Regions from separate parts of the Homo sapiens genome. Here region 1 is linked to region 2. Evidence: chromatin loops called from intact Hi-C (ENCODE). Cell type or tissue: Calu3. All regions are shown on one strand. Each heading gives the region's core, and the rest is flanking DNA. Links, peaks and the distances in the headings are about the cores only.

What was found. A loop is a pair of places that touch in the nucleus more often than their neighbours do. Peaks named below come from ENCODE experiments on the same cell type or tissue, not always from the same donor. Only the 100,000 strongest peaks of a DNase experiment are listed, where the experiment ranks them.
Region 1: it touches region 2 in a loop (7-fold over the local background); 4 of 110 quality-filtered maps call a loop at or near these places.

The regions. Positions count from the first base shown.
Region 1 is chr4:74,529,344-74,534,737 of GRCh38, reverse strand. No RefSeq gene overlaps it. Among named protein-coding and RNA genes, the nearest start is that of AREG, 87 kb to the right of the region's middle. RefSeq lists enhancers at 2,512-2,806, 2,552-2,846. In Calu3, for the core only: a CTCF peak has its summit at 2,695 (motif pointing right); DNase peaks (open chromatin) are centred at 2,707 and 4,887.
Region 2 is chr4:74,392,847-74,398,240 of GRCh38, reverse strand. No RefSeq gene overlaps it. Among named protein-coding and RNA genes, the nearest start is that of EREG, 30 kb to the right of the region's middle. In Calu3, for the core only: no CTCF peak of the experiment used is centred there; a DNase peak (open chromatin) is centred at 3,250.

The DNA of each region.
Region 1 (5,394 bases), core at 211-5,210, 140 kb before region 2:
ATCCAATAAGGAACCCTCAGGCTTTCTAACAGCTAGAATCAGGAATTAATCTCCCTATGGTACAGCATTGTCTTCTTTCATGGAGATAATCATGCCTGCTATGCTTGTAAGGATCAAATGAAATGTCATTCATTCACTCATTAAATATCAGGTACCTACTGTACTTAAGAAAGTGGGTTAGACACTGTGAAAGATTCGATGGTGTTTAAAATAGCCTCAGTTTTTATGAACTTAAAACCTAAGGGCAAGATCAATGACATCAACACCATGGACAATAAAAGCAGGGTGAAAGTTCAGGAGTCATAAAGGCTAAAATAATGTGATATGAGAATTCATGTCATGAAAACGTGCTTTGAGACTGTAAAATGCTATACAGATGCAAGCTATCAGAATAGTTTAGGACATGGCGAAACTGAGCAAAGGTGTTTGATGACTTGTTCCTGTAAACATTCCCTTTCCCCTTTCTGTAACTTGGTTAATAAAATAGGATAGGAATCAGTGACTTAATATGGTGTCTTACAAACTCCAGATGCTCAGTAAATATTTGTTGAATGAACTAATGCTTAACGATCTACCTCTCAGTGTTATTTGAAGGAGTACTTGGTAAAAATTATTCTAGTTGGGAATGCAAAAGCACTACTTAAATTATTATTAATACTTAGAAAAATAATGCTATTTTAGAATCTATTTTAATCAATTATATTTTATAACATTTGTTTCAGATGAAACAGCTACCCTATATATAGATTACCAGTGTGTAATGTGGGTACAGTGTAAACCGGTAGAAAATACATCGATTTGGGAGCCAGGACCTCTGCATGAGAATCCCCAATATCCACTAGCTCTAGGAAAAGCTACCGTGTGTGCCTTAGTTTTTTAATCTGTAGAACATATTAAATATGAATTTACCAGATAACATAGAATATACCAGATAATTGCTAAGATCTCTTCCAGCTTTAACATTTTAATGTCTCAATACAAGAGTACTATTTAATGAAAAACATTTAAATTTTATAAAATGGACTTAGCTTGTAATGGGCTATCGCCGTGTTTTAAAAATGACATTATCATATTTTGGGATTGGTAAATTGTGTGTATATCTATAAGATAAGAATGACAAGATTACAAACATATCAAGATATTCTAATATAGGTTAGAAGTACTAGCTCTGCTCCTCACCTCACATACCTTTGAGCTATTTGGGGAGCAATCTATGACCAGTTCTACATAGTTAAGGCTAACTGAGGAGTATAATTATTAAGTGAATTGGACTAGTTCTGGACAATTAAAGCAGAAACTTTCAGTTATTTAAGGACATACCCATCTTTCCATTTTGTTTTAACTTTGTTCCATGAGTAACAAATACAGCCTGGCCAATCATGTGCTAGAGCTGTGCACTCAAACAATTTTATTTACAATAAATTTTAGGGAATTAATGAGGCATCATATGTGGCCACACACTATTCACAAAACTGTAATCAAAATGGCCCTTTAAACAATATGTTCATAATGGTGATTGACTGAGCCTTCTAAAGACAGGAAACCTGCAATAGGAGAATGAGCCTTCTAAAGTTAGAATCCCCAAGAAATTAAGATGAAAAGACAATGTGTTATTTATTGAGTACCTGCATTCTGTGTGACTCTGAGCTAGGCTGTTAAATATATTTACTCATTTGAAACATGATAAGATATTAGCAAATTTTGATTTAATCATTCCCATTTTAGAGATAAATAGTCTCTGATAAGTAAATTGCTTAAAGTTGTAGAGCTAATTGGATTTGAATTCAAGTCCCTGAAACTTCAAAGCCCTATGCTTTAACCACCACCTCCCATAACTATGCTTATGCACTATGTTCGATATTATATTTTAGGAGATAAAAATGTAAATTTTAAATATTAGTTTGAGGCATCTTATGTAAATCAAGAACTCATTTGATAATCCATTAGCTCATGTTTCATGCTGTATCTACACAGATTGACTCATTTTTCTAGAAAGCATCCCCTGCTACCTTCTTCTACTTTGATCTTGCTAACTTTCGGTCCTCCTTCTGGTCCTCACTTAAATGGCATCTCTTCAGGAGGCAAACTTTGATATTGATTTAAATTAACTTCTTACTCTTAAGTCATCTTATGCTTTTTCAAATTAGCCTTTCTCCCGTATGTCCAATGCTCACAGTAAACTGTCACATCCCTGAGGGCAGATATCATATCTGTCTTGTTCACCTCTGCATCTCCACCATTTAGAACACAGCTTGGCGTGTAGTAAATACTCAAAAATATCTGTTGCATGAATAGCACATGTATCTGATGTAATGAGCTGTAAGACTCCAAAAACATATGTCCCTTGGGAAAATTATATTGTACATTTCTGTTTTATAGCATCATACACACAATGAAAACAAGAAAGGTGTTGTAGTAATGTTAATATATTAACAGATTCAACAATGGAGTCCCTGGTGTGGGCTCAAATTGCTGGAAAGTGAATTATTTGTTAGCAAATTCATGAAGCACTGCTCCATTTCACTTTATCTTGTTTTGTCTTATAAATTCCAAAGAACTAACAACAGTAGAGTGGGTCGTTGCATCAACATTGCTTCCATTTAGTAGACTGATGCAAGTAACCAGTAACAAGGTCTTTCTTTTTCTCTTTGTGATACTTCTCATGGTCAAAAGATGGCAGTGTGTTCGAGAGTGACAGCCTTCTTTCTAAGTCCGAAATGAACAGCAGGGTGAGTGGTTAGCTGTGGTCCTGATGAATTGAGTTGGCTTTGCAAAAATCTCAGGTTTCAGAACGATGTCCAAAGCAGAAATCCACGCCTTCCCAGGAGAAACATTCACATTTTTTGGATCTGCTGCTTACCTTTGTTCAGGAGAGAAGAGCTCCAGAAAGTGTATATTCTCTTATAAACAGATAAAAAAGTAAATTTGAGCCACAAATGAAAAAAAAATTATTAAATGCCAGAAATAAAAGTATTGCTAGCTTCAAATACCAAATGTCAAATGCTGTGATCAATCCACTCGTTGACCCCATTTGGAGAACTTCTATTTTCACTGATAAGCCAAGGTATCTCTCCTAAAATGTCTGTATTTTATTTTATGGGAAGTTAAGATGGAAATATTTGTCTTCTTCATGAACTATTTTTAATTGTATTTACAGCACAGATATTCATAAATAAGGTGGCACTGTGACATTGCTGTAAACTAGGTGAGATTGTCTTCAGTACCTTCCTCTACCCTGTGAGAGCTCTCCTCCTTCTCTTGTAGCTGCTATTCTTAGAGACCCAGACATTCAGGACCAGGGCCTGAGCTCTCCTCCAGTGCGGGCGTCTTATTCTGGATGATGCCTCAGGCTCTAACTCAGTCATTTCATCTGTCCTCCTTAAAGACTTTCTAGTGCTGTTCTCCAAGGATGGCCTCTCTGTTGGAAAGGGTCAAATCGATATCTGTCTAATGGCCGATGAGGTGCACTGTATTGCCAGGTACCCAATCACTTATTTGTGTTTTTTTCAGCAGTCATGAATGGCACTCACCCAAGGTTACCACCAGGAAAGTGAGAGCCAGACAAGGTACAGCTAACAATAATAATGCTTCAGACAGGTAAACTCTGAGGCAGAGCAAAACAGATTGCTGTGCAGTGTGCAGAATTTTCGTACTTTAAGAGGAACATATTCATTTTCTATCCTTAACTCATGGCATAATGCCTGGGCCATGGCAAACATTCAATAGATGTCTAGGCCTAAGCTTTTAACAATGAGACATTGACACAAACTGTTGGGGCTGATATTTTTGCACCTCTCTCTTGTCCCTTCATATTATCACATGTTAAGAGTAAAAATCTATGCCTACTATGAACTGCCTGTGCCTATGACATTAGGACTTAAACAGAAATTGTGATGGATTGTGATTCTACTTTTTTGTTTTGTTTTGTTTTGAGACAGAGTCTCACTCTGTCACCCAGGCTGGAGTGCAATAACGCAATCTCGGCTCACTGCAACCTCCGCCTCCTTGATTCAAGTGATTCTCCTGCCTCAGTCTCCCAAGTAGCTGGGACTACAGGCCCCCACCACCACACATGGCTAATTTTTTGTATTTTTAGAAGACACAGGGTTTCACCATGTTAAACAAGGTGGTCTCGATCTCCTGACACTGTGATCCACCTGCCTCAGCCTCCCAAAGTGCTGGGATTACAGGTGTGAGCCACTGGTGATTTTACTTTAATTCCTCCTTACTGTGGCTTCTGCAGTGGAGAAGACAGAAGGGCTTGTTAGACAATAAGATAATAAAATGAAGATGGAAATAAGTTCCTGAAGCTTACTTCAGAAAAGTCACAGGGGTGTGGGAGGTGCCACGGGGCCATGTAGCACTTGTTCCTAGCAGGGAATAGGCCTAATTTGTTTGGCTTGACTAATAAATAGGACGCAGGCATTCACACTAGCAAGTGTTTATTTCCTTACAAATGTGTTATGCTTTTGTTTAATGTGTTTCCCAGCGATTTTCATTTATCCCCACAGCATCTCCTAAACTGCACAGTTCTCTTGAGCGCTGTCTTTATGAATAAATCGATCAATTCTTTTGAGAATCTACAGGTTTTTAAACTATTTTACAGGAAACAGGCCAAAACACTGCCAGTTGCCTGGATGATTTGACTATAAAATGACCTGTAATCCAGTTCACAGCATCTTTCTTCACTTGTCTTGAGAGATTATTTCTCTCAAGGATAAAATAAATGTATCAGCAAGAGTCTCTTTCCTCCTTCTCGTTTGAATTCAAGCACATTAGGTATATCAGGAAATAGCCCAGTGCAACCAAAGAAGAAAATCACCCAAGGGATGTGACCTTCCTTACTGTGACTTCATGCCTGTAAACCGAGGAATAGCCAGTTGATCCGGCAAAGCGGGTGTGTATCTATTGGAGTTGCCAGGGAACAATGGCCTTCACTGTGCAGGCTGCCACATGGGAAACAGGCTTGTTTTCGTTTTCCTTTATGTCATTTTGGGGTATAAAATATAATTGTTCTGTTCTTTATTTGAATGCCGCAGAGTCAGTAGGGAACTCCAGCTTCCTGCTCCCAAATATAGGGCCAGTTATTCCAGAAACTCCGTAATTCATTGGCATTTTAAAGCACTATAGTTGTAATGGTAGCCTTTTACTCCAACATCAGAGCAAGAGGAGCAGGTTTTCTTGTGGAAGAGGAGGGAGCTTTCAGGAAGTTCCCAGAGAGTCATTTGACATTTCTGCCTGGGATGAGGAGGAGGAATGAGATAAGGGAAGGGCGAATGGAATGCAGCGCCTTCACAAGGACAGTATATGTATCCTGGCATGTGCAAATCCAATGTGAATGCAAAGGCTTTGCAAACATGTCTTCACCGATCAGAAGCACATACATAGTCAAAT
Region 2 (5,394 bases), core at 305-5,304:
TACCAAAAACGAAACCAAAACTGTAAAAGCACAACTGGTGTAATTCTGTAAGGAGAAATACAATCACCCCAGATGTAATTTAGAAATAACTAGAAGTGATTTGAACAAATTATTTAAATTTTTTATTTCTCCCAAGTAACCACCAGTTGTGAGGAACTTCTTTCGAAGTAGTAATAACAGATGGTACTTATTGAACATTCAGTATCTGCCAAATGCTGTTCTTAGCATTTTATATGTATTGATTCAGTGAATTCTTATAGTAGCCCTGTAAGGCAGAGTTGCTATAGAGATGAGGAAATGGTGGCACAGAGAGGTTAGGTAACATGCTCAAGGTGCTTAGTCCCTCTCCTGAACTGGCATGAAAGGTCTCTTCTGTTTAATTTATAAACAATGATAGAACAAATATTGATAGTTCATAGTGATAAAAATAAATAAACCTTTAGGAAAAGCTCTTCCTTACAGTAGAACCCCAAATAACAAATGTAGAAGAAATGATCAAATAGGAAAAACATCAATATGGAAACTAGTGGGTGAAATTTAAATGAGAAACAGTATATTTACATGGTCCAAAAATATCTCCCCACAAATTAGTTATTAATTATAAAGGGCAAAATAGTAAATTTATAGTGGATAAATCTAATAAATGTCATCTTAACAAAATGATCAATCTTAATATCATAAACATTAGGATAAATTGATATCCTGGGGTTCACAATATAAAGTATTCTGAGGGACACACTATTACTTCCAATATGTTCCCTCCAAAGATACATAATCTGATTTTAATTATTAACCAACATCAGAGAAATACAAAATGTGGGACAATTTGGAACAGAGTTGTAATCTTTACAAATATCTAGATCAAGAAGTCCAAAGAAATGCTGAGGAGCTGTTCAATGAAAAAGGAAATTAAAGAGATTGACAACAAAATGCAACCTGTGATCTTGGATTGAATTCTGAATGAAAAAAAAAAAAGAAATAATCATAAAGGACATTATTAGGATAATTTAAATTTGAGTTAATATGGAATCAATGTCAGATAAAAGTATTCAATGTTTAATTTCCTGATTTTGACAACTTGACTATGGTTTTATAAGAGAATATCCTTATTCTTAGGAAATAATCACTGAAGTATTCAGAGGCAGAGCTTTGCAATATCTGTAACTTTTCTCAAATTGTTCAGAGAGGGAGAAGGAATGATGAAGCAAGTAGGGTGAAAAGCTCATAGGATAACTTATGATTGAATCATTTGCCAAGTTATCCTGTAGATATTAATATAGATATATTTTTTATTTTGTTACTTAAACTTAAAAAATAATTGCTGGGAGTTATATCAAACACAAAATTTGCTTATTCTTAGCTTTGGTTTAGTAATTTCACTTTAGGGACTTATTCTAAGGAAATAATATAAAAGAGGCACAATTTTGTTACAAGGGTATTCATCAAAACTTATATGCAACTGCGGAAAACTGAAAACAACTCACACATCCAATAATAGAGTGTTGTTTTAGGATTATGCAGTCATGGCCGGGTGTGGTGGCTCACACCTGTAATCTCTGCACTTTGGGAGGCCAAGGCAGGCAAATCACGAGGTCAGGAGTTCAAGACCAGCCTGGCCAACATGATGAAACCCTGTCTCTGCTAAAAATACAAAAAATTAGCTGGGCGTAGTGGCGGGCACCTGTAATCCCAGCTACTCAGGAGGCTGAGGCAGGAGAATCACTTGAATTTGGGAGGTGGAGGTTGCAGTGAGCTGAGATCACGCCACTGCACTCCAGCCCGGGCGACAGAGTAAGACTCCATCTCAAAAAATATATATATATTATATACATATATAAAATATATATTATATATGATATATATATAATATAATACATGATATATAAAATATATATTATATATATATCATATATATAATGGAGTGATTAAAATGCTGCAGAATAATATTTAATGGCATGGAAAATGTCATTGTTAAGTGATAAAGACAAGATACACAATGGTACCCACAGAATGACCCCATTACTGTGTATACATACCCACAGTCACACGCATGAAAGATTGCAAAACTATAAATGAAAATGTTCATAGTGGTAATTTTAACATGTAAGGGAAAAAAGGTAACTTAAACTTACTTAACACTACTTTGAAAATTTGCTAAAACAAACTTATTATTTTGTAATTAAAACAAATAATTTTCTGTAGTCTAGCGTATGACTTAAAGAGGTATAAGTAGCCATAAATTTAAATGAAACTGTGAGCTTCTTATTAGATGTGTGCACATATGTAAACACCCACACCTTTATTACATGCTATAACTGGCTTCCAGTGACACAAGATCCTGCTACTGAGGTTGGTGAATGACATTGAAGCCTGACCCCTAAACTTGTCCTTTGGTGGAACGTACACCCAGGAAATCTCTTTTCCATAGTTGTAAACAGATGCATGACTGTTTTAAAGGGCCATGACCTCGTGGATTTGTTTCCTGGGAAAGTATCCCAAGCCTGAAACCAAGTGCTGCACATTCTCAAAAGAAAATGTAATAAGGTTGATTAGAATCTGTGGAAGAGGTGCAGTTCTTATATGCTAAATTTGCATTTTCTCTATGTAAAAGCTTTCAAAATAATTCAATTACTTATTTTATAATTTAATTTCCAAGGTTAATTCCTTACATGTATTTTATGACCTAAATTTTACAGGGTGGGCCTAGATTCAGAAACTCTTTCTGTTACAGTCTTTGTTTTAAGCCTTTTTACAACCTAGGTTGGTGCTAAGGAGGAATGACGAATTGCTATTAGTGTATTAATAATAAACATTGAATTCTTCTATTAACTACCAAAGAATAACAAAGGACCAGAAAACAAACACATACTAACTACTGGAGATTGCCCCCAACCTAACGAATACCACAGTGGAGATTCTCATATTAAGGATAACAAATTGTTACCCCTGAAACGTCAGCTAAGATTTGTATCCATTAGCCCAAAACCTCCTACTCATGATTTCTAAATTATACAACATTATCGACAGGTCCAGGAGACATCGTGTGCATTGCGGAAGAATGAATTTTCAATATAGCTAATGTGTATGTTCTTCAATTCAGATTTCTGTTCCATAGCCCCACCCATGTATAAAAAGGCCCTACCCACTGATAAGGGACATATTCATATTCCCACAGCCAGATTCTCCCACTCTAATCAAGACTGCATCTAATGTAAGCACATGACTCACTCACATTGGTCCCTTTCCTGAAACTCAGGGTGAGAGCCAACTCTCAGCTATCTGTGGTTGGAGTGACAGAGGTGACTGGAAGAAGCGAAAACCACTGGTATTCCCAACTTCCGTTTTAACTGATAATCTTAACCTCCTCCCTGATGTCAACTCTCCTTTACTAAAGATTGTAATGAACACAGAAAGGGCCCAAGAAAAAAGGACAAGGCCTGCTAATTCTAAAACTATATAATCAACAACTGAACAATTGAGGGCTTGTCACTTCCATTTTCTTTCATGGCTAATATTCTAAATAAGTACTCTCTACCAACAGCCGCCACCAACTCCCTTAATCTAGTGCAATTCTGCCTCCACTTTCATCACTCACTAAAAGCACTCTCTTTCAAGCTTCATGACATTCAGAGGTCAAAACCAGGGGCGTTTTTCTTCTTTCCCATTGTTTTCTAGATTTTTTTTTGTTAGACCGTGTTGACTATCACTGTAAATCTTGGATTTTTTTTTCTTTCTTCTGAGTTTCATGCCATTATGTTCTCCTAGATGTCCTGGTTATAACCATCAGCAAATCCTATTGATTTAAGTATAGTCTACTTATACTCCTAATTCAACACTTTCTCATTACTTCCACTACTGCTATCTTTCCCCTAACCATTTAGGTGGGTTATTAAAATACTCCCCACCTTATCTTTCAGTCTTGTCCTTTTTAGTCTACTTTCGGCAGAGCAGATAGACTGATCTTTTTGAATTATTTCATCACCCTACCTCCAGCCCTCTGATAGTTTCTTTTATTTATTTATTTATTTATTTATTTTGATTATACTTTAAGTTTTAGGGTACATGTGCACAACGTGCAGGTTTGTTACATATGTATACATGTGCCATGTTGGTGTGCTGCACCCATTAACTCGTCATTTAGCATTAGGTATATCTCCTAACGCTATCCCTCCCCCCTCCCCCCATCCCACAACAGTCCCCGGTGTGTGATGTTCCCCTTCCTGTGTTCATGTGTTCTCATTGTTCAATTCCCACCTATGTTCTTATTGCATTGTTAAGAAAAGGCAAAGACCTTACCAAATCTTATAGCCCCTAAAGTTTCTACCCTTGACTACCTCTCTGACTTCTCTTGCAACTGTCCATTGAGTATGCCCTGGGCCAGGCTGGTCTTACTGTCTTCTGAACATTAGAGTCCTTGCATTTATTGCTCCAAGCCAAGGATAGTTTGCCTCCACAAACTGTAGGGATGCCTCCTTGACCACCCTAGCTAAAGACACCCTGAAATTGTAGCATGTTATGTTTTACTACCTTATTTTATCACTAACCATGAGACCTTGGACATGTTACCCTGTGTCTCAATTTCCCCATCTGAAAAATGCATTTTAAATAAATAGTTACATACCTCATCAAGTGGTTAGAAGGATTTCATAAGTTATTGTATTTGAAAAGCTTAACAACAAATAGCCCTATACACGTTTGCAACTGTTGTTGTTATTAGTATTTATTTTCTTTCTTTTCCTGCTAGAATATAAATTTCAAGTTTTGTTTGTCATTTATCACTTATTCTCAAGATGTAAACAGTAAGACACATAATAAGCCCTCAATAAGTATTTGAATGATTGAATGAAGAAATTAAACGTTTAATTATTTGTTTTGTCTGCAAAATCTTCTTTTCTTTTACCCATTCCTTAGATAAAGTTTCTTTTATCACTTTACTGAGACTCAGTCACTGGTTTTCTTGGCATTTTTCCTCTACCCTCATACCTTTGGAGTGTTTAACTTGAAGTGATTCTTTGGCTTCAGCCATGGTTTCTGTGATGGGGGTTCTCAACATCACAGCTTTAGTCCAGACCGCATACCCAACTTCTGCATTGGGGGTTCATCTAAGGGGAGGGAAATTTGGCCTGGGGCTTAGAGGCTGCACTAGGATAGTGTATGAGTTCTGTGACTTTACTTGCTTTGTGATCTGGTGCAAATCACAACTTCTCTGGAGACCATATTCTTTTTTAGGTAATAATTATGAATCTTACCTTCTATATCAAAGTGTGTGTCGAAACAGATTTAATAGATGTGAAAGTATTTTGTAAATTGTAAAACAGTAAGTAATTTTGAAGTGTTGTCAGGTACCTCAAATATGCTATTTCTACTATATACCCTGCTGTTATCTTAGAGTCA